Regions from separate parts of the Homo sapiens genome. Here region 2 is linked to region 1. Evidence: chromatin loops called from intact Hi-C (ENCODE). Cell type or tissue: ascending aorta. All regions are shown on one strand. Each heading gives the region's core, and the rest is flanking DNA. Links, peaks and the distances in the headings are about the cores only.

Region 1 (12,050 bases), core at 1,453-9,452:
GGAGAGGTGATGTGATTTGCCTAAAGTCATGCAACTAGTGGCAGAGCCAGGCCTAGACGCCAGGTGTCCTGGCTCTCAAGACATTCCGCTGCCCGAGGAATGGAACAGGTAGTATCACTCACACTGGGGGCCATGGGTCAGTCCATTCAGCCCAGAGCTGCCTGAGGTTCCAACTAAGGAAACCAGAGGAAACATCCACTCAAAATTCTGACAAGTTGAACGGGGTTGAAATCAGAACTGGGCAAGAGAAAGGGGGCAAGGTTTGAAACTCAGACCTCACGATCCTGGGACAGAGGCCAATGTACCATCACCCCACGTCACCTTCTGAAGGTGGATTGAGCTCTGGCCCTATCATGTCCATCTCTAAACAGCTTGGTGGTGAGTCCTCTTCCAGCCATTCTGCGACCCATGCTCTTTCTGATATGATTCACAGTGTTAGGAAAATCAATGGCCACTTGCAGAGGATGTGTGGGAGGATGGAGAAGAAGGGACACGGGGAGACCAGTTAGGAGGCCTTTGGAGAGATCCAGGAGGAAAATGAAGAGGAAGAGCTGGTAGGAGGGGTCTGCTGGATCCGTATGGCATCACCTGGGTTAGTGGTTGGTAAAGTTGGTCAGCAGTGATGGTGGAAAAGCTAGAGTAGAAATGAAATCTGCATCAAAGTGGGAAGGAAAAGAGTTTCTGCTTTTATATATGTCTACTTGCTATTTCTACTGAAGGATGTTCTTAAGCCCAGTATTGATAAAACAAAATCTACCTTTGGTACTACAAGTAAGATATACCCTATGAATTATTTGTAAACATGAGTACTAGTCATTGGTAATGTGTATTAACCCCTCTGAATATTCTGGGTTATGGTTTCTTTTTCATTCATTCGATGATTTTTTATTGAGCATCTACCATGTACCATGCATTGGTCTGGGCATTTGGAATACATCAAGTGAATTAAACAAACAAATGCCATTGAACTCCTAAAACTCAATCAGTGGCAGGTGGCCAGAGAAGCTAGTCTTTGGGAAAAACAATGGGAGAAAAAGCTAAGGAGAAAATTCTCAATTGACACGGTATTAATCAAAGTAAAAGCTGGAAAGATGTATATTGATAGGTTGGGTTTGACTGGATCCCATGGGGAAGGATTTTTCCAGGCAGGGAGAGCTGAGATAGCAGACTGATCATTTCAGAGGATCTACCTGAATCAGTGGCTATGATCGTGTGTCTCCTGACAGGACCAGATTCCTGGGGGTAAACGGCAACAAAAGAGGCTCCATAGGGAGGGGCTCTCAGCAAAGGCGGTGTGAGGAGGCTCAGATCTGGAACAGTTAAGCAGGTCATCAGACTCCAAGAAACTGAGCAATGTTGTCCGAAGGTTATCCAAAGTGGTGGTGTGGGGAGAAAGCCATGGAAAATCTGAGAGCATCTGACGCCTGTCGAGTTGTCAGGCAGGGATTGAGTAGTGGTCAGTGGGCGGAAAGCAGGGCTGTGGTCACTAAGCTGAGGTTCAAGGGACATTTCCAGCCTCTGGGAGGAGTAGGTTATATCCCATGCAAGGCATCAAATAGGGACAAAGGCACAGGAGGGGAAAAGGAAAATGACCTCAGAAGTAGAGGATAAGGAATAGCTTAAGAACAGAATCAGGCCGAGCGCAGTGGCTCACACCTGTAATCCCAGCACTTTGGGAGGCCGAGGTGGGAGGATCACTTGAGCCCAGGAGTTCCAGACCAGCCTCGCCAACATGGCGAAACCCAGTCTCTACTAAAAATACAAAAAAATTAGCCAGGCATGGTGGCACGTGCCTGTAATTCCAGCTACCTGGGAGGCTGAGGCAGGAGAATCTCTTGAACCCGGAAGGTGGAGGTTGCGGTGAGCTGAGATAGTGCCACTGCACTACAGCCGGGCGACACAGTGAGACTCCATCTCACTGGCTTGAGGCCAGGTGTTCAAGACCAGCCTAGGCAATGTAGTGAGACCCTGTCTCTACAAAAAATTTTTAAACTTAGCTGGGCATGGTTGTGTGTGTCTGTAATCCCAGCTACTTGGGAGATTGAGGTGGAAGGATGGCTGGAGCCCAGGAGTTCAAGGCTGCAATGAGCTATGATTGCTCCACTGCACTCCAGCCTAGGCAACAGAGTGAGACCCTGTATCTTTAATATATATATAACATATATATTATATATATATTATATATATATATTTTATATATATATATAAAATATATATATATAAAATATATATATATAAAAAATCCATCCCATTCATGGGAACCCCATGGCCTGGGCTATAGAGGAAGTAGGATGCTGAGACAGGAAACAGGCAGGGCCCATCATTCCTGCCCCATGCAGAAGGAAGGAAGGAAGAAATCATGCCTATTGCTTCTTTCCTTTTGTCATCAGGAATCCCCAGGAGTGCCGTGACACTGAGGTTTCCAGAGGGTGCTTTTTCTTTAATTAACCCAGGTATTCATTCCAAAACTCAGAGAATGGTTTTCTTAGGGCGGCGGATTAGGGCAGGCATAGGGTCCTAACCTATGTCTTAATCTTTTGCTTTATGTGGTTTCTTTCAGCTGTGACCACCCCGATCCACCATTCATTCTTAATCCAGACACCTCTTTGTACAGCTCACTCTCCACTGCACGCTCTATTTTCTTCCATCTTCCTGGCTTCCAGCCGTACTGCTTATTCTTCTGTTCGGAGGCTAACCTAACCCATCAGACTTGAGGCTTGGCCCCGTCTTCCCTTGAGTCAACATCTTCCTCTAATAATACTTCTGTAGTGGACATTCTATCTGATTCTGTACTGTCCCTTCCACCACCCCTCCCCGCCGCCCCATTAGTAGCAACAATACAGTGGGGAAGAATTTACAAGTCTAGGCCACACACGGACACTGATCCTATGCCGAATTTGACTTCCAAATAATGTTTCTGTCTCTGCACCACTTACTCCAGAATCTAAGTCCTGGGAGGAAGGATCTAATTGCTCAGCTTCACAGCTAACTTCTTGAACTTGGCTCCTTCAGCTTCCATAGTGGATGATGAGATGAGAGGGGCGACAAGTGACTTAGACAGCCCTCTTGTCAGACCTAATCACAGTACATAATTCTCCCAGCAGGAACACTGGTGCAAATAAGAGGGCAGGCAATTCTAGATCATCGCTGGGTTTTGTTTGTTTTGTTTCTTATCTTTAATTTTTTTTTTTTTTTTTTTTTTTGAGACAGAGTCTCGCTCTGTCGCCCAGGCTGGAGTGCAGTGGCGCGATCTTGGCTCACTGCAAGCTCTGCCTTCCGGATTCACGCCATTCTCCTCCCTCAACCTCCCCAGTAGCTGGGACTACAGGCGCCCGCCACCACGCCCAGCTAATTTTTTTTTGTATTTTTAGTAGAGACAGGGTTTCACCGTGTTAGCTTGTTTTGTTTTTTGAGACAGGGTCTCACTCTGTCCACCAGGCTGGAGTGCAGTGGTGCAATCACAGCTCACTGCATCCTTAACCTCCTGGGCTCAAGTAATCCTCCCGCCCCGGCCAAGAAGAAGCTGGGACTACAGGTGCATACTGCCACACCCAGCTAATTTTTAAATATTTTGTAGAGATAGGGTTTCACTACGTTGCCCAGGCTGGTCTTAAACTCCTAGGCTCAAGCGATCCTCCCGCATCAGCCTCCAAAGTAGCTAGGACTACAGGTTCATGACACTACACCAGGCTAATTTGGTTTTTTTTTGTGGGTTTTTTTTGTTTGTTTTTTGTAGAGTCAAGGTCTCACTATGCTGCCCAGGCTGGTCTCAAACTCCTAGTCTCAAGCAATCTGCCTGCCTTGGCCTCCCAAACTGCTGGGATTACAGGCATGAGCCACCACACCCAGCCCATCACTATTGAATAGAATAATAACACAAACCACACACGTAATTGTAAATATTCTAGTTGCCACACTTTTAAAAGGTAAAAAGAAACAGATGAAATTAATTTTAACATTACAATTTATTGAACCTAACATTTCTAAAATATCTTCATGTCAACCTGAAATCAATATAAAAATTTGTAATGAGATATATTCCTTACTTCCTGTTGTTATTCTAAATCTTTGACATCCAGGGTGTATTTTACACTTACAGTACAGCTGTCATTGAAAACATTTGATCTGTATTTATAGTTACAGTTGAAAAAGTAGAACAGCATATGCAGGTTGTTCCAAAGATACTTAAATATTTTCCAAGTATCAAAAAATCACTTTCCTGTATTATTCACTTCCACATTGGTGAAGCTAGTTCATCTTTATTGGAATAGTGGTTTGACTTTGAAGCAAAAGCATATCAGTTTTAAAACTACTTCTGTCCAGGCTGGGCACAGTGGCTCATGCCTATAATCCCAGCACTTTAGGAGGCTGAGGCGGATGGATCATTTGAGGTCAGGAGTTCAAGACCAGCCTGGCCAACATGGTGAAACCCCATCTCTATTAAAAATACAAAAATTAGTCCGGTGGTAGTGGTGCATGCCTGTAATCCCAGCTACTCAGGAAGCTTGAGCCTGGGAGGCAGAGGTTGCAGTGAGCCAAGATCACGCCACTGCACTCCAGCCTGGGCAACAGAGTGAGACCCTGTCTCAAAAAAAAAACAAAAAACAAAAAACAAAAACCTACTTCTGTCCGAGTTATAGCAATTCACCAATCCTCATGTCAACTCAGTATTAACATGGAATGTAAAAGGATGCTGTATAAATTGAAAAGTAACTCTAAAGTTTGTCAATATCAACAATATTCTTCAAATTTTTCTTGTAAGTTTTGCAGATAATTTACATAATACTGGTGATTACCATTAAAAATATTTTGCAGCCAGGCGCGGTGGCTCATGCCTGTAATCCCAGCACTTTGGGAGGCCGAGGTGGGGAAGATCACTTGAGCTCAGGAGTTCGAGACCAACCTGGGAAACATGACAAGACCCTGTATCTACAAAAAAAAAAAAAAAAAAAAAAAAAAAAAAAAATTAGCAGGCCATGATGGTGCGTGCATCTGTAGTCCCAGCTACTTGAGGGGCTGAGGTGGGAGGATCACTTGAGTCTGGGAGGCAGAGGTTGCCGTGAGCCAAGATAATGCCACTGCACTTCAGCCTGGGCAACAGAGCAAAACCCTGTCTTAAAAAATATATATTTTGCATATTGATTCATGTTAAAAATATGCAGAATCATTACTATTGATTTGTATTATGAAATGTTTTCATTTCAATGTAAATTCTTATACTTTTCCAGCTAGGTCACAGGTTTTTCTTTCTTTAGAGCTTGGAATTTATCTCATTTCATATACACTATGATATTGCTGAGAAAACTTAAGTCACACTGCCATGTTTATCTTTGATTATTAAATATTTGGCAAGCATTCCCTTTGTTTCAAGAAAATCTTGAATTGGAATTGACAGTACAGTAAATCTTTGTAAAACTCTTCCATGACTCAACCAATGAACATTGGCGAAGACCCAAGATCACCCCATTCATTGCCTTCTATTTCTTTCAAAAATCCCATGCACTGGTGGTGATTCACAGCATTTGTATGTATACACTGAACAGTTTTAACAACTGTACCCATGACACTTTCCATGGAGCCTGCTTCCAAAAGCAGCACAAATATTTTCAGTATTTATCATACAGTGGGATGAAGCAATAAGGGAAACATCAGTCTCTTGTTTTGAAACTCCAATAAAACCAGATTTTTGACCAAACATAGCTGGAGGACCATCTGGCATGATAGAAACTAATTTTTTCATATCTAAGTGAAATTTTTTTGGTCAGATGTAAAAGATGTTTTTAAAATCTATGCTACACTTTGGTAAGCCATGAATTGACAAGGTTTTTTCATAAATTTGGAAGACCTTTTTGAATAAATATACCCAGGCTATTAGTTGGGTGGTATCTCATGGCATGACTCAGCTAAATTGTGCAATTTTCCAAAATTTGAATCCATTTAGCTTTAATACGTTCTTTCATTCTATGGGCAATTGTTTGGTGGCTTAATTGCAGATTATTCACTTTCTGTAAAATCTTTATTTTTATTTATTTATTCATTTATTTTGAGACAGAGTTTCCCTCTATTTCCCAGGCTGGAGTGTGGTGGTGCGGATTGACCCCACTCCAGTTTTGACCTCCTGGGCTCAGTGATCCTCCCACCTCAGCCTCCTCCCCAGTAGCTGGGACTACAGGGGTGCACCACCACACTCAGCCATTTTTTTCTATTTTTCGTAGAGACAGGGGTTCACCATGTTGCCCAGGATGATCTCACACTCCGGTGCTCAAGCAATCTGCCCACCTTGGCCTCCCAAAGTGCTGGGATTACAGGTGTGAGCCACCACGCCAGCCTAAAATATCTTTTTAGTCTTTTCCTCATAATTTTCTAACAAAATTTTTACAACTTAAATAATTTTTTTACCATCTTTCCATTAAAAATTGTGTACATGTGTATACGCGCATGCATGCAAGAATCCTAGTCATTTTTATAGCTGGCCAAAGTTATAATCTCTAATCCTGATAAAATAAAATCTATTTAAAAGGTTTTTGCTCAACATTTTATTCTGATTTCAACTAACTAATTTCATTGGGTTTTCTCATTGTGGTAAAATATACACAACATAAAATTTACTATTTTAATCATCTGTAGGTATACATCTCCATGGCATTAAGTACATTCACACTGCTGTGAACCATCACCACCGTCCATCTCTACAACTTTATCTTCCCACACTGAAATTCTGACCCCATTAAACACTAACTCCCCCTTTCGCCCAGGCTGGAGTGCAGTGGTGTGATCTTGGCTCACTGCAACCTCTGCCTCCTGGGTTCAAGGGATTCTTCTGCCTCAGCCTCCTGAGTAGCTGAGATTACAGGCACGCGCCACCATGCCTGGCTAATTTTTGTATTTTTAGTAGAGATGTGTTTTCACCATGTTGGCCAGGCTGGTCTCGAACTCCTGACCTCAAATGATCAGCTGTCTCAGCCTCCCAAAGTGCTGGGATTGCAGGCGTGAGCCACTGCACCCAGCCTATTTTCTATATCTATGAGTTTGACTACTCTAGGAAATTCATATGTGTAGAACCATACAGTATTTATCCTCTTTTGTTGGGCTTATTTCACTTAGCATAATGTCTTCACGGTTCATCCATATTGTAACAAGTGTCAGAATTTCCTTCTTTCTTAAGACCATATACTATCCATTCATCTGTTGATGACCATTGGGGTAATTTTCACCTTTTGGCTATTGGGAATAATGCTGCCATGAACTTGAGTGTACAAGCATCTATTTGAGTTCCTGCTTTCAGTTCTTCTTGATATATACTAAGAAGTGAAATTGCTGGATCCATGGTATTTCTTTAATTTTTGAGCAATTGTACCACTTTCCACAGCAACTTTTTTTTTTTTTTTGAGATGGAGTCTCGCTCTGTCGCCCAGGCTGGAGTGCAGTGGCACAATCTTGGCTCACTGCAACCTCCAACCCCCAGTTCAAGCGATTCTCCTGCCTCAGCCTCCCAAGTAGCTAGGACTACAGGTGCCCACCACCACGCCTGGCTAATTTTTTGTATTTTTAGTAGAGACGGGGTTTCACCGTGTTAGCCAGGATGGTCTCGATCTCCTGACCTCATGATTCACCCGCCTTGGCCTCCCAAAGTGCTGGGATTACAGGCGTGAGCCACCGCGCCCGGCCCACAGCAACCATTTTACAGTCCCACCAGCAAGGCACAAGGGTGGAAGTTTTCTAGTTTGTCTGCATCTTCACCAACACTTGTTTCCTGTGCCGTTTTGTTTTGTTGGTAATCGCCATCCTAATGGGTATGAAGTGGTATTCTGAGGTTTGGATTTGCAGTCTCCTAGTGTCAAGGGATGTTGAGCATCTTTTCATGTGCTTCGTTAGTTCTTTCTTGAATGTGGAGAAAAACTTATCAAACTCACTATGTATTTGCTGAAAATGTCTCAATAGTTTCCACCTTATTCTCATAAAATTTTTTTTCACAACCAACATGCAGCTTTTTTGTTTCACTCTACCACAGCAAGTTGCAACTGTCATCCATCATGAAATCGGTGGCACATCTTCCTACAGTTTCTTAAGCGTTTCCCTTTTTAAAATTGACAAGCAGGCCGGGTGCGGTGGCTCACGGCTGTAATCTCAACACTTTGGGGGACTGAGGCGGGAGGATCGCTTGAGCCCAGGAGTTTGAAATCAGCCTGGGCAACATAGTGAGACCCTGTCTCTACTGAAAAAAAAAATTAGCCTACTCTGCCTCAAAATAAATAAATAATTGACAAGTAAAAATTGTATATATTTATGATGCACAATTGGTGTTTTTATATATGTATAAATTGTGGAATGGCTAAATCAAACTATTTAACATATGCATGTTACCTCACATACTTCTTTTTGTTTTCTTTGTTTTTTGTTTTGTTTTGTTTTGTTTTGTTTTTTTGAGACAGGGTCTCACTCTGTGGCCCAGGCTGGAGTGCAGTGGCACAATCATAGCTCACTGAAACCTCGAACTCCTGGGCTCAAGCCATCTTCCCACCCCAGCCTTCTGAGTATCTGGGACCACAGATGTGCACCACCACACCCAGCTAATTTTTTTATTTTTTGTAGAGACAGGATCTCCCTATGTTGCCCAGGTTGGTTTCAAACTCCTGGGCTCAAGAAATCCTCCCACCTCTGCCTCTCAAAGTGCTGGGATTACAGGCATGAGCCACTTCATCCAGCCCTCACATACTTCTTTGTGTGTGTGTGGTAAGAACACTTAATATCTACTCTCTTAGCAATTTTCAAATATACAATATGTTATTAACCATACTCACCATGTTGTACAATACATCTCTTGAACTTATTCCTCCAGTCTAACTGAATTTTTGTATCCTTTCACCAACATCTCCCCAATTTCCCCATCCCCCAGCTTCCAGTCTCTCTCTCTCTTTTTTTTTTTTTTTTTTTTTTTTTTTGGAGATGGAACCTAGCTCTGTCACCCAGGCATGACAGTGGCACAATTTTGGTTCACTGCAAACTTCACCTCCTGGGTTCAAGTGATTCTCCCACCTCAGTCTCCTGAGTAGCTGGTATTACAGGCATGCGCAACCAAGCCCAGCTAATTTTTGTATTTTTAGTAGAGATGGAGTTTCACCATGTTGGCCAGGCTGGTCTCGAACTCCTGACCTCAAATGATCTGCCTGCCTTGGCCTTCCAAAGTGCTGGGATTACAGGTGTGAGCCACCACACCCAGCCTCCAGTCTCTTAATTTACTATTCTTGTCATAGCACTAACATTTGCATCTCCATTTAATTCTACATCAGTTGCCTGCCTTTATTTTAAATTGGAAATTTTGTTCATGTATAGAAAAATAATTGAATTATAATTAAAATATTATGTATTTTTCTTTAGTGAACAATGTGATGCAAAGGTAACATGCAATTCATACTGTCTGGATAAAACATTCAGGTAAACACATTACAATGTTGTATCAATGCACAGAAAAAAAGGGTTTGGCCAGGTGCAGTGGCTCACGCCTGTAATCCCAGCACTTTGGGAGGCGGAGGCGGGTGGATCACTTGAGGACAGGAGTTTGAGACCAGCCTGGCCAACATGGCAAAACCTTGTCTCTACTAAAAATACAAACATTAGCCTGGCACGGTGGCAGGTGCCTGTAAGCCTAGCTACTTGGGTGGCTGAGGCAGGAGAATCGCTTGAACCTGGGAGGCAGAGGTTGCAGTGAGCCAAGATTATGCCACTATACTTGAGCCTGGGCGATAGAGTGAGACTCTGACTCAAAAAAAAAAAAAGAAAGAAAGAAAAAAAGGATTCAAACCAAACGAATTGACACCTGTTAGATGAGTGATAGGTTCACATGTGATCTGAGAAAACACGCACACGCCTGCCATGTGCACTGGCAATATAAGAATATTTTATGTGATGCACTTAGGAGAGAGAAATATAATCCTACCAAAGCAAAATTAAACTTAATAGAAAAATATTTTATACTGGTTCAGTTTTAAAATTTTAAAAATTAAGGAAACCTAAAAAGTTGGGCTCCCCATTCACATTAGCTACATTGCTAGTGCTCATTTGCCACACGTGGCCAGTGGCCAGTGGCTACTGGATTGAACAGTGTAGCTCCGTGTAGATCTATCAAACAACGATAAATTGTCTACGCAATTCCACTGCTCAGTATCTTCTCTAAAGAAACTCTGTCCAGGTGCACAGAAGGTATGTAGGAAGATGTTTCCCGCAACATTGTTTATAACAGTCACTAAGGAGAACAACCCACATATCCACCAACTGGGTATGGCAAAAAAAAAAAAAAAAAATTGTGGTGTATCTATTCTAAGGAATCGTATGCCACAATTTAAAATAGACACATTCGCCAGGCGCCGTGCCTCACGCCTGTAATCCCAGCACTTTGGGAGGCTGAGTCAGGCAGATCACCTGAGGTTGGGAGTTCGAGACCAGCCTGACCAACATGGAGAAACCCTGTCTCTACTAAAAATACAAAATCAGCCACACATGGTGGCCTGTGCCTGTAATCCCAGCTACTCAGGAGGCTGAGGCAGGAGAATCGCCTGAACCTGGGAGGCGGAGGTTGCGGTGAGCTGAGATCGTGCCATTTCACTCCAACCTGGGCAACAAGAGGAAAACTCCATCTCAAAAAAAAAAAAAAAAAAAAAAAAAACATAAAATAGACACATTGGCACGGTGACTCACCCCTGTAATCCCAGCACTTTGGGAGGCCATAGTGGGAAGATCACTTGAGCCCAGGAGTTTGAGACCAGCCTGGGCAACATAGTGAGACACCCCCTCCCCCCGCCATCTTAACAAAAGAAAAAGAAATTTAAAAATAAAAAATAAAATAAAATAAAAATAGGCACATGGTTAGATTGCTAAGACATATTACTAGGTGGGGAGGAAAAAAGAAAGTTGTACAATGTGATGTCATTTTAAAAATTGATGATAGATGCCAGGTCTGATGGCTCCCAAGGGAGGATCGCTTGAGGTCAGGAGTTTGAGACCAGTCTGGGCAACATAGCAAGACCCCCTCTCTAAAAAAAAAAAAAAATTAATTAAAAAAACTTTTTGATGATGGATAGATAGAGACACAGAAAGATACCAGAGAATGGTTCTCTCTGTGCCTCTATGAAAGGAGAGAGGGAACTTAGATGAACTTGGATTTAATAAGAAGAATGCATGTATGTATTACTCATATAATTAAAATTAATTTAGAATAAAAGAACTTGGAGAGAGGAAACTTAGATGAACTTGGATTTAATAAGAAGAACGCATGTATGTATTACTCATATAATTAAAATTAATTTAGAATAAAAGAACTTAAGAAAGGAAACTCTTGATCAAAATGAAAAGATGAACAAAAAACCAATTAAGTAGAATTCACTGCAATCCCGATTATATGGTGGCTAGATAAGTGTTATCCCATGGCGTAATATTTAATGCAAATGTCAAAAGTAATTCTCCAAAAAGAAGATACAGAAATTATATGGTGGCCTTTCTGTAAACTGAAACTGGGAAATGCTAGTAATCAAAACTAATTTATGAGGCTTTTCTCCACCAGTGTTTTGGCTAATATCCAGGTTACCCATCCCAAGCTGCTATTACATTAAAACCTCCAGACCTCAGCACCGATTGGCATCCAACCCACTGACTGCAACATTTTCCAGCATACCAATTGTTCTTATAGCCCTTGTTTTCATAATCACTGTCCTTTTTCTTTGGTGTTCTTCATCTATCCCATAAATACATATGTTGATTAAGTGGTAATTATTAGGCAACTGGACCCAAACAGCATATGAAAGACGGAATAAGAGGGGGAAAGATCTAAGAGTGTTTTGGGATCCTCAACGTGCCTGTCTTTACATTAGAGAAACCCAGTTTTAAATTAATAGTGCTAGTTCTCTACCTCCCTGTAGATTAAGTTTACCCCAGGGAAAACAGGACATGGATTGATCGTTTAATCCTTATCCCAAACTCAAAATTACCCTTGCACTATCTGACATTGATTGAGTAAATAGATTAGCCAAGAAAGACAATTCAATCAGCAGAGAGGC
Region 2 (12,050 bases), core at 1,649-9,648, 55 kb after region 1:
GGCCTTCCAAAAGTTTTTACAGCTGTGGCCGTGTTTGTGGACATTCAGCATGGAAAAGCAAGTCTGTTTCACGGGTGTTTCAAGCAAAACACGGGATTGAGTCTTTTCAGCCCTGGTGGTTAATTTGGCCACGTCACCGTCACCATCCCTGAACCAATCACTGGTTGCCTAGGGAGAAGGAGTGCACTGATTGGCTCAACCTCAGTTCTAGACTCAACCCCCTTGAGCTTGGAATTAATGGGATTCCCACCAGCATTTGGCTGAGATTCTGTCCCTCAAGATAGGATTACGATGTTATTGACTCAAGAAGGGAACAGCTAATGGTGGAGAGGAAAAAACTCCACTGCGCTTTTTATGTGGTTGAAAGTATGAGGGCCGAGAGCGGTGGCTCGCCCCTGTAATCCCAGCACTTTGGGAGGCCGAGGCGGGTGGATCACGAGGTCAGGAGATCAAGACCATCCTGGCTAACACGGTGAAACCCCGTCTCTACTAAAACTACAAAAAATTAGCTGGGCGTGGTGGCGGGCGCCTGTAGTCCCAGCTACTCGGGAGGCTGAGGCAGGAGAATGGCATGGACCCAGGAGGCGGAGCTTGCAGTGAGCCCAGATCGCGCCACTGCACTCCAGCCTGAGCGACAGAGTCAGACTCCATCTCAAAAAAAAAAAAAAAAAAAAGAAAGTATGAGAACTCCCTGGAAAGAATTCATGCTAAAGGTGCTTGTTCAGCTCAAATACAATGGATCAGAAATGAGGGGTGGCCAGGCAAAGCAGCTTACGCCTGTAATCCTAGTACACTGGGAGGCTAAGGTGGGAGGATTGCTTAAGGCCAGGAGTTTGAGACCAGACTGGGCAAAATAGTGAGACTCTGTGTCTACAAAAATTTTAAAAATTAGCCACGCGTGGTGGCTCGCCTGTGGTTCCAGCTACTCAGAAGGCTGAGGTGGGAGGATTGCTTGAGACTAGGAGGTCAAGGCTGCAGTGAGCTACGATTGCACCACTGCAGTACAGCCTGGGCAACAGAGCGAGACCCTGTCTCAAAAAAAAAAAAAAAAAGAAAGGAAAGGAAAGGAAGGGAAGGGAAAGGGGAGGGGGAGGGAGGGAGGGAGGAAGGAAGGAAAGAAGGGCTTTCATATTAGAAGGGCACACTCAGAACTAGCTCTTCCCTTTAGCCATTCCCCTTCTTTTTGCCTTGGTCATGGATGTGATGACCGGAGCTGAAGCAGTCATTTTGTGGCCAAGAATATCACAGAGACACGAGAACTGATAGCATTAAAATGCTTACACCAGCTAGATAGGAAAGATGAGTTCTGTTGTTCCGCAGCACTAGTTAGTGAGTGACTATGGTTCACCGTAGCTTATTGCATATTTTCAGAAAGCTAGGAGGATTTTGAATGTTCACAACACTGAGGCCTGAAAGTTTGAGGTGATGAATATGCTAATTACGCTAATTTGATCATTGCACATTGTATACACATATTGAAATATCACTGTCTTCTATAAATATGTACAATTATTACATGTCAACTAAAAATAAAAGGAAAAACTGCTGAAGCAATGACAGAAACTACCTACGTCTGGGTATCTTTTGATATCTTTCTGTCTAATCCTCTTCTGAATCGTTGTGTCTCTTGTGTCTCTCTTCACTTCAGTACAAAGACTGGTGAGAAAAACAAATTTTTACTGTTTAGGTATTTGTTAAGTACAAATGTGGGCCAGGCACAGTGGCTCACACCTGTAATCCCAGCACTTTGGGAGGTCAAGGTGGGCAGACCATTTGAGGCCAGGAGTTCGAGACCAGCCTGGCCAACATGGTGAAACTCTGTCTCTACTAAAAATACAAAACTTTGCTAGGCATGGTGGCACGCACCTGTAGTCCCAGCTACTTAGGAAGCTGAGGTGGAATGATCACTTGAGCCCAGGAGGTGAAGTTTGCAGTGAGCCAAGATTGCACCACTGTACTCCAGCCTGGGCAACAGAGGGAGACCCTGTCTCAAAAACAAGTAAAAATATGGTCCGTAAACCTTCAACATCAGCATTACCTGGGAGCTTATTAGAAATGCAGACTGGGGCCGGGCATGGTGGCTCACGCCTGTAATCCCAGCACTTTGGGAGGCCAAGGCGGGTGGATCACAAGGTCAAGAGATCGAGACCATCCTGACCAACATGGTGAAACCCTGTCTCTATTAAAAATACAAAAATTAGCTGCATGTGGTGGCAGGCACCTGTAATCCCAGCTATCGGAAGACTGAAGCAGGAGAATCACTTGAACCTGGGAGGCAGAGATTGCACCACTGCACTCCAGCCTGGTGACACAGTGAGGCTCTGTCTCAAAAAAAAAAAAAAAAAAAATGCAGGCCAGGCACTGTAGCTCATGCCTATAATCCCAGCACTTTGAGGGGCCGAGGCAGGAGGACCGCTTGAGCCCAGAAGTTTGAGACCAGCCTGGGCAACATAGCGAGACCCCGACTCTACAAAAAAAATTAAAAAGAAAACAAAAAATGCAGAATCTCAGGCCTGCCCCAGATTCCAAATCAGAATCTACAGGGTCCTCAATGGATTCACAAGCACATTCATGTGGAAGAAGCGGTGGTTTGGGTATTATAAGAGTGTGGTTGAATGCAATCCAAGCAATATACATAGGCTGCCTGAACCCCCCAAGATTGGATTAAATGCCATTTGAGGCACCAGCAGTAGTGGGAAATGATCATAGGCAGTTGGAGTGAGAGACAAGGAACACGGCACAGTAGCCAGGAAGACCGGTGTGTGGTGCGCTTGGAGATATATTAAACACCCGTACATTCTTTACTGTGTTCCAGGGACCATTACAAGCACTGTGCAAATATTAGCATGTTTAGTCTCCTTGGCAGAGTTAGGAATCATTTCACAAGTGCATAAACTGAGGCATGGATAGAGTAAGTCACAGAGCTGGTAAATGCCAGAGCCAAGATGGAAACCCACTCGATTTATTTCCAGAGCCTGTGCTCCCTTCCTTGAGGTTTCCCTAGGGTCTTTGGGGAGGTTTTTTTTGTTTGTTTTTTTGGCAGAGTCTTGCTCTGTCGCCAGGCTGGAGTGCAGTGGCATGATCTCAGCTCACTGCAACCTCTGCCTCCTGGGTTCAAGCGATTCTCCTGCCTCAGCCTCCCAAGTAGCTGGGATTATGGGCATGTGCCATCACACCTGGCTACTTTTGTATTTTTAGTAGAGACGGGGTTTCACTATGTTGGCCAGGCTGGTCTCGAACTCCCAACCTCAGAGATCTGCCCACCTTGGCCTCCTAAAGTGCTGGGATTACAGGGGTGTGCCAACACTCCTGGCCCTTTGGGGAGAATTTTAAGGGAGCTGAAGAACCTACAGAGCGGGTATTGAATGGATAAGTGTTTCATGTTTCTGTTTTTTACCCACCTAGTCAGTGTGATTTGGGAAGCATGGGTTAAACATTGATTATCTCATTTAATCTTCAAAACTTCATTCCATCAAATCATATCTGTTGAGCACCAGTGTGTATGTGCCATGAACTGGGGATACACTGATGAACTAAGTCCTATTCGTGCCTCCACAGACTTAGTGAGGAGAGAGACAGGCAAAGAATTCTCACATGGTGTGAAAGTGGGCAGCACTACAGAGCACAGAAGAGAGACAATCAACCCAGGAGGACTTCCAGGAGGAAGAAAAGAGCCAGATGAGACCAAAAGGATGACTAGGAGATATTCAGGCAAAGCTGGGTTGAGTAAAATGTGCTCTTAGACCAGGCACGATGTCTCACACCTGTAATGCCAGCAGTTTGAGAGGCCAAGGCGGGAGAATTGCTTGAGGCCAGGAGTGCCAGACAAGCCTGGGCAACATAGCAAGATCCCATTTCTACAAAAAATTTTTAAAATGAGCTGGGCATGGTGGCGTGCACCTGTCATCTCAGATACTTGGGAGGCTGAGGTGGGAGAATCGCCTAAGGTTAGGATTCCAAGGCTGCAGTGAGCTATGATTGCGCCACTGCACTCCGGCCCAGGCAACAGAATGGAACCCTGTCTCTACCAAAAAAAAAAAAAAAAGCTTCTGAGAAAATAACAAATACAAAAGCCCAGAGATGGACAAGAGAGCACTGAGCTGAAGGGCCACAGATACCATTTCTTTAACAGTCAACCCTGAGGACTTGAGGGGTAAGAATTATTAATTTCCATTTTACAGATATGGACACCGAAGTTCTAAGAAGCTCAGCAATGTGCCAAGTGCTAGTGTTACACAGGAAATAAGTAGCAGAGACAGGCTTTAAATCTAGCTCTGATGCCAAAGGCTATGTTCCTTCCACCATGCTTGATTCTGCCCCTTCCAGAATCAGGGACCCTTTAGGTTCTGGGTGCCCAAAGTTTTTGACCCACAGTAACTCTAGTATCTGGTAATAGCTGGGATCAAAAGGTGCCCCAGAGGCTGGTCAAGGTGGCTCACACCTGTAATTTTAGCACTTTGGGAAACTGAGACGGGAGGATCACTCAAAGGCCAGGAGGAGTTCAAGACCAGCCTGGGCAACATAGTGAGACCCTGTGTCTGAATTTTTCTTTTTTTTTTTGAGACAGAGTCTCACTCTGTTGCCCAGGCTGGAGTGCAGTGGTGCGATCTTGGCTCACTGCAATCTCTGCTTCCCAAGTTTAAGCAATTCTCCTGCCTCAGCTTCCCAAGTAGCTGGGACTACAGACGCATGCCACCATGCCCGGCTAATTTTTGTATTTTTAGTAGAGACAGGTTTCACCATGTTGGCCAGGCTGGTCTTACGAACTCCTAACCTCAGATGAGCCTCCCCCCTTGACCTCTCAAAGTTTTGGGATTATAGGCATGAGCCACCGTGCCCAGCCTATGTCTGAATATTAAATAAATAAGTAAGTGGTGCTCCAGGGGGTTCCCTCACACTCTTCTCTTTCTCTTGCTGCACCCCTGAACCCTAATGACCTATGGATCTTCGTGGTAGAGGTGCCATATTGGCTGTGCTCAGTAACTAGGCTCAAAGTGCTGACCGCTGTGCCTGTCTGGCTGTCTTAGCCAGTGAGATGCTGTCCTTAGGCAATAGCCTACCTATATGTTTCAGCCGATCCCTGACCCCACACCTCTAGACATTCTCCACTAGCCAGCATGTTGAACATCTTTTCTCTTGCTTCTTTATAGCAAACCACTTGTTCCCTGCCACCCCATGTTCCGCCATGGCTACCACGTGGGCTGACGCCTTCACAGACATGTTTCTCTCGCTCTTTGGAATTGTCTGTCACTGACCCAATGCAATAAGGCTGCCCAATGTGCTCTGGTCATCCCAGGCTGAATTAATCAAAGTATAAGGCCCAGAACCAGGGAGGTGGACTTGGGTCAGCCCTAGCCCGGGAAGAACATTCAGTTCTGGGAGGAAGGGTGCCAAAAGGCAGTTAAGTTCAGAGGCAATTATCCAGAGAGCACGAGGCTCAAAGCCAAAATGTATGAGTAACATTGAAAGAATTGAGGTTGTGTGGACTGAAGCAGAGATGACTCAGGCGGAGACTATTCCCAAATGAGGCTGCAGGGGACTGCAGGGGGAGCTTCAGGAGCTGGGGCTCACTGCCACTAAGAATTCACTCCTCTGCTGGCATCTGGCTCTTCAATGCTCCCAAGCCTCTCTGAGTCTGAGTTCCCTCTCCCACCCACCTTACTAACTTTTTTTTCTTTTTTTTTTTTTTTGAGACGGAGTCTCGCTCTGTCGCCCAGGCTGGAGTGCAATGGCCATGATCTCAGCTCACTGCAACCTCCATCTTCTGGGTTCAAGCAATTCTCCTGCCTCAGCCTCCCGAGTAGCTGGGACTACAGGCGCATGCCACCATGCCTGGCTAATTTTTGTATTTTTAATAGAGATGGGGTTTCACCATGTTGGTCAGGCTAGTCTGAACTCCTGACCTCAGGCGATCTGCCCGTCTCAGCCTCCCAAAGTGCTCGGATTACAGGCGTGAGCCACAGTGCCCAGCCACTTACTAACTTGTCTAACCTCCTGGCTTCCGAAACCCATGGCCCTGCTATCCCTTCTGTCATTTTCACAAATGATTCTGCCTCTTTCCTCAGGAAATTGAGGCCAATAAGAAAAACATTCTCTGCACCATCAACTAATTGGTATCTGAACCCATCCTTTCCTCCTTCCTTCTGGTCTTATGGAAGAGAGACTGGACTCCTTCCAAGGTTAATTCTTCCACATGGACTTTGGAGTCCATCCATCAACTTTGTTCCTATTTCTTCCACATCTCACACTCCTATAAAGAAGCCTAAGTCTTTCCTGTACTGAAAAAAAACAAAAACAAAAAAAACACGCCTCTCAATAACCCCACTGATTGCCTCCTCTTCTATATGCAGGGACCATGTGTCTTCTCTTTCACATTTCACATGTAAACTCTATTTTCTTTTCTTTTCTTTTTTCTTTTTTTTTTTTTTTTTTGAGGCAGTGTCCACATTTCGCGTGTAAACTCTTTTTTCTTTTCTTTTTTCTTTTTTCTTTTTTTTTTTTTGAGGCAGGGTTTCGCTCTGTCACCCAGGCTGGAGTGCAATGGCACAATCTTTCCTCACTGCAGCCTCTGCCTCTGGAGCTCAAGTGATCTTCCCAGCTCAGCCTCCCGAGTAGCTGGGACTTCAGGCACATGCCACCATGCCCAGCTAATTTTTGTATTTTTTGTAGAGATGAGATCTTGCCATGTTGCCTAAGCTTGTCTTGAACTCCTGGGCTAAAACAAGCCACCCACCTCAGCCTCCCAAAGTGCTAGGATTATAGGCATGAGCCACCATGCCTGGCTCTATCAAATCTTCAAACCTTATCATAGTATACCACTGCTATTTAAGCTATTGCAGATTAGATTGGACCATATGAAATTGTCATTTTTTCAGTAACAGCTTTTTTGAGAAATAATTCACATACCCTACAATTCACACACTTAAAATATACAATTTGGCTGGGCACGGTGACACCTCTTGAAACCAGGGGTTCGAGGCTGCAGTGAGCTGTGATCATCCCACCGCACTTTAGCCCGGGTGACACAGTGAGATGCTAACTCTAAAAAAATAAAGCATACAGCCAGGCGCAGTGGCTCACGCCTGTAATCCCAGCACTTTGGGAGGCTGAGGCAGGCAGATCATGAGGTCAGGAGATCGAGACCATCCTGGTTAACATGGTGAAACACCGTCCCTACTAAAAATACAAAAAATTAGCTGAGCGTGGTGGCGGGCACCTGTAGTCCCAGCTACTCAGGAGGCTGAGGCAGGAGAATGATGTGAACCCAGGAGGCAGAGCTTGCAGTGAGCCGAGATCGCGCCACTGCACTCCAGCCTGGGTGACAGTGCGAGACTCTGTGTCAAAAATAAAATAAAATAAAATAAAATAAAATAAAATAAAATAAAGCATCCAATTCAATGGTGTTTAATACATTCACAGAGTTGTGCAACCATCACCACAATCAATTTTAGAATATTTTATTCACCACCTAAAAAACCCACATTCTTTAACTATCACCCCCATCTCCTGATCACTCACTCCCGGCCCCCAGCAACCACTAATCTACTTCCTCTCTCTATGGATTTACCTATTCGAGACATTTCATATAAATGGAATGACATTATATGTTGTTCTTTGTGTCTGGTTTATTTCACTTACCATAATGTTTTCAAGGGCCAACCATGCCATAGCATGTGTCAGTACTCAACTCCTTTTTATGCCAAATATTAGTCCATTGAATGGATGTGCTAAATTTTGTTAGCTAGATATGGTAGTGCACATCTGTAGTCTGTTACTCAGGAGGCCGAGGTAAGAGGATCACTTGAGCCCAGGAGATTGAGGCCAGCCTAGGCAACATAGTAAGATCCCATCTCAAAAAATAAATTAATATATAAAAACAAACATCATCTCTAGAGAGACAATTCCAGTGAAAAAATAAATTTTATTTATACCTTCATTCATTGATGGACATTTGAGTTACTTCTACTTTTTCCCTATTATGAATAAAACTGTTATAAACATTTATATGCAAGTTTTTGTGTGGATATATGCTTTCATTTCTCTTGAGTATACACCTAGAATTAGAGTTGGTGGGTAATATGGTAAACTCTATGTTTAGATTTTTTTTTGGCCGGGCGTGGTGGCTCACGCCTGTAATCCCAGCACTTTGGGAGGCCAAGGTGGACAGATCACCTGAGGTCAGGAGTTCAAGACCAGCCTGGGCAACATGGCGAAACCCCACCTCTACAAAAGATAGAAAGATCAACTGGGCGTGGTGATGCGTACTTGTAGTCCCAGCTACTTGGGAGGCTGAGGCAGGAGGATCACTTGAGCCCAGGAGGTCAAACCTGCAGTGAAATGTGTTCACACCACTGCACCCAGCCTGGGTGATGGAATGAGACCTTGTATCAAAAAAAAAAAAAAAAAAAATTTTTTTTTGGAGACAAAGTCTCCTTCTGTTGCTCAGGCTAGAGTGCAGTGGCACGATCTCAGCTCACTGCAAACTTCGCCTCCTAGGTTCAAGCAATTCTCCTGACTCAGTCTCCAAGTAGCTGGGGCTACAGGTGTGCACCACTGCACCTGGCTAATTTTTGTATTTGGTAGAGACTGGTGGGGGGCGGGAGGGCATTGCATGTGTGTATTCATATTTTTTAACATACATTGTGACATGATTCTGTGGAACAAATGCAGTGATATAAAATGCTTTTGAAAATTATAACATTAAGGCCAGGCATGGTGGCTCACGCCTGTAATCCAGCACTTTGGGAGGCCAAGGCGGGCAGATCACCTGATGTCAGCCTGGCCAACATGGTGAAACCCCATCTCTACTAAAAATACAAAAAGTAGCTGGGTGTGGTGGCACACACCTGTAATCCCAGCTACTCAGGAGGCTGAAGCAGGAGAATCACTTGAATCTGGGAGGTGGAGGTTACAGTGAGCCAACATCACACCACAGCACTCCAGCCTGGGTGACAGAACAAGACTCCGTCTCAAAAAAAAAAAAAAAAAAAAAAAAAAAAAAGAAAGAAAAAAATTATGACATTAAGTGAGTATAAGGGGGTATATTATTTACGTACTCACTTTTGTAGCAAATCCCCCAGCTGTGCACTTTTCTGGGTGCATGCAATACTTTCACAAGTAAATAAATATCTTTATTTAAAACAGTAATAACAGAAAATCTCAGCACACTAGGGCACGATGGTTCACACCTGTCCCAGCACTTTGGGAGGCTGAGGCAAGAGGATCACTTGAGGCCAGGAGTTTAAGACCAGCATGGGCAACATAACGAGACCCTGTCTCTACAAAAAAATTTAAAATGAACTTAAATTTTTTTTAATTTTTAAAAAGCTTAGCGCAAGTGGAGTCATTCTAGAAAGGTGATGCTAATGATTAGTACCTATATGGTATTTACTATGAACCAATCACTGTTCAAAACACCTTATTTATATTTATTCACTTAAATCCAGCAACAACCCTTTGAGCTAGATGCTATTATTAATTTTGTTTTACAGAGGCAGCAACCAAGGCACAGAGAGGCTAAGAAACTTGCCCAGATCACACAGTTAATGCATGGCACATCTAGAATTTCTAGAGTCTAGAACCAGCCAGGATGGCCTCTCAAACTCTATCTTATACAGACTATCTATTGATATTAGATGAATTTTTTTTTTTTTTTTGAGACAGAATCTCACTGTGTCACCCAGGCTGGAGTGCAGTGGCACGATCTCAGCTCACTGCAGCCTCCAACTCCCGGGTTCCAGTGATTCTCCTGCCTCAGCCTCCCAAGTAGCTGGGATTACAGGCACATGCCACCATGCCCAACTAATTTTTGTAATTTTAGTAGAGATGGCGTTTCGCCATGTTGGCCAGGCTGGTCTCGAACTCCTGACTTCTGGTGATCCGCCTGCCTTGGCCTCCTAAAGTGCTGGGATTACAGGCATGAGTCACCGCACCCAGCCTTAGGTGAATTCTTAATACTGGTTAAATGAGAATAACTACATGACCTTTCTTAGAGACTACAAGAATATTTAACAAAATTCAATATCCAGTATTGATATGATAAAAACATATTTAAGTTTAAAAATAGCATCTTGTTTAATGTTGCACACTAGAAGCATTTTCCATTAAAGTCAGGAACAGGGTAAGAGAAATAATATTTCCACTTATTTAATATTATTCTAGGTATATAAAGATAAAAAATACAAATTTTAAGAATTACAAAGTGGAGACAACATAATGACTATTTGCAGGTAATATGATTGCATATCTAGCCAATCCAAGAGTACTCCTGGAAAGTCTCTCATAAACAATGAGTTAAGTCAGTAATGTAGTTGGTTACACAATCAACAGCACTTCTATGTTTCAGGGAAAAAGCTAGGAAACAAAATGGAAGAAAACCTTGTACTTAAAATAGCACCAACGCTCACACTTACAACATCAGCAACAACAAAAATGTAGGAAAATGAAAGAAGAAATAAATGAAAATACACACTTTGTTCATCAATTAGAAGATTTCATGATGTAAAGATGCACATTCTCCCTAAATTAAACTTAACCTTTAATTTTATATCAATAAAAATACATTATGAGGTTTTTTTGGAAGTAGCCTCATTGAGTCTAAAGTTCAAATGGAAAAATAAACAAGTGAGGCTAGCCAGGAAAATTTTGAAAAAGGAAAGTAATAAAAAAGAATTAACCCTCCTAGGTATTGAAGCACATTATAAAGCTACATTTATATTTTTAAAAGTTTAGTACTTGGCCGGGCGCAGTGGCTCACGCCTATAATCCCAGCACTTTGGGAGGCCGAGGTGGGTGGATCACGAGGTCAGGAGATCGAGACTATCCTGTCTAACACGGTGAAACCCCATCTCCACTAAAAATACAAAAAATAAAATTAGCCGGGCGTAGTGGCGGGCGCCTGAAGCAGGAGAATGGCGTGAACCCAGGAGACGGAGCTTGCAGTGAGCCCAGATCGCGCTACTGCACTCCAGCCTGGGTGACAGAGCGAGACTCTGTCTCAAAAAAAAAAAAAAAAAAAAAGTTTCGTACTTGTGCATGAAAAGAAAAGCAGATTAATGAAGCAGATTAGAATCTAGAAATAGACCCAAATACATTTGAGAAGCTACTAAATGGTAAAACCATATTTGAAATCAGAGAGAAAAAAATAAAATTAGGCAGTGCAGTAATTGCTGTTAGAGTAATTGGCTAGCCATTTGAAAAACTTAAGTTAAAGCTGGATGCCTGTCTGATTCCTTACGCCAAATAAATTCCAGACAGATAAACGATGTATTTATTTATTTATCTATTTTTATTTATGTATTTATTTATTTATTTATTTATTTTGAGACAGGGTTACTCTGTCACCCAGGCTGGAGTGCAGTAGCACGATCTCAACTCATTGCGGTCTCTGTCTCCAGGGTGCAAGAGATCCTCCTTCCTCACCCTCCTGAGTAGCTAGGGCCACAGGTGCATGCCACCACACTTGGCTAATTTTTGTATTTTTAGTAGAGACAGGGTTTCAACATATTGGCCAGGCTGGTCTCAAACTCCTGACCTCAAGTGATCCACCTGCTTTGGCCTACCAAAGTGCTAGGATTACAGGCATGTGCCACCGCATCCAGCCAGATAAACAATTTAAATGTAAATAAATAAAACAGGATGAAAGGGGAACATGGGCGCACACACACACACACACACACACACACACATCTTAAATAAGAGAAAATCTTTCTAAGCCAGACACAAAACTCAGATGCTAAAAAGAAAAAATTAGCTACATAAAATTCAAAATAGCTGCACAGTATAAAAATACCATAGGCTAAATTAAAAGGTAGGTAACAAGCTAGGAGAAATGTTTCTACAATTCATGCAACAGACGAAGAATAAATGTCCTTAATAAACAAAGAGCTCTTATAATTAAAAAGAAAAAATATGAATAGTTTTTAAATTGGGCAAAGAATGATGTAGCTCACAAAAAAAGAAATATAAATTGCTCATAAATACATAAAAACACACAAAAAATTTCTCAACCTTACTAGTGACTAAAGACATACAAATTAAAGTGAGATGAG

The links. Peaks named below come from ENCODE experiments on the same cell type or tissue, not always from the same donor. Only the 100,000 strongest peaks of a DNase experiment are listed, where the experiment ranks them.
Region 2: it touches region 1 in a loop (5-fold over the local background); 9 of 110 quality-filtered maps call a loop at or near these places.

What each region holds. Positions count from the first base shown.
Region 1 is chr16:24,640,902-24,652,951 of GRCh38, forward strand. It overlaps a transcript of TNRC6A not described here. Among named protein-coding and RNA genes, the nearest start is that of LINC01567, 24 kb to the right of the region's middle. In ascending aorta, for the core only: no CTCF peak of the experiment used is centred there; a DNase peak (open chromatin) is centred at 5,490; H3K27ac peaks cover 314 bases.
Region 2 is chr16:24,695,694-24,707,743 of GRCh38, forward strand. It overlaps a transcript of TNRC6A not described here. Among named protein-coding and RNA genes, the nearest start is that of TNRC6A, 28 kb to the right of the region's middle. In ascending aorta, for the core only: a CTCF peak has its summit at 5,567; DNase peaks (open chromatin) are centred at 5,478 and 5,914; H3K27ac peaks cover 6,562 bases.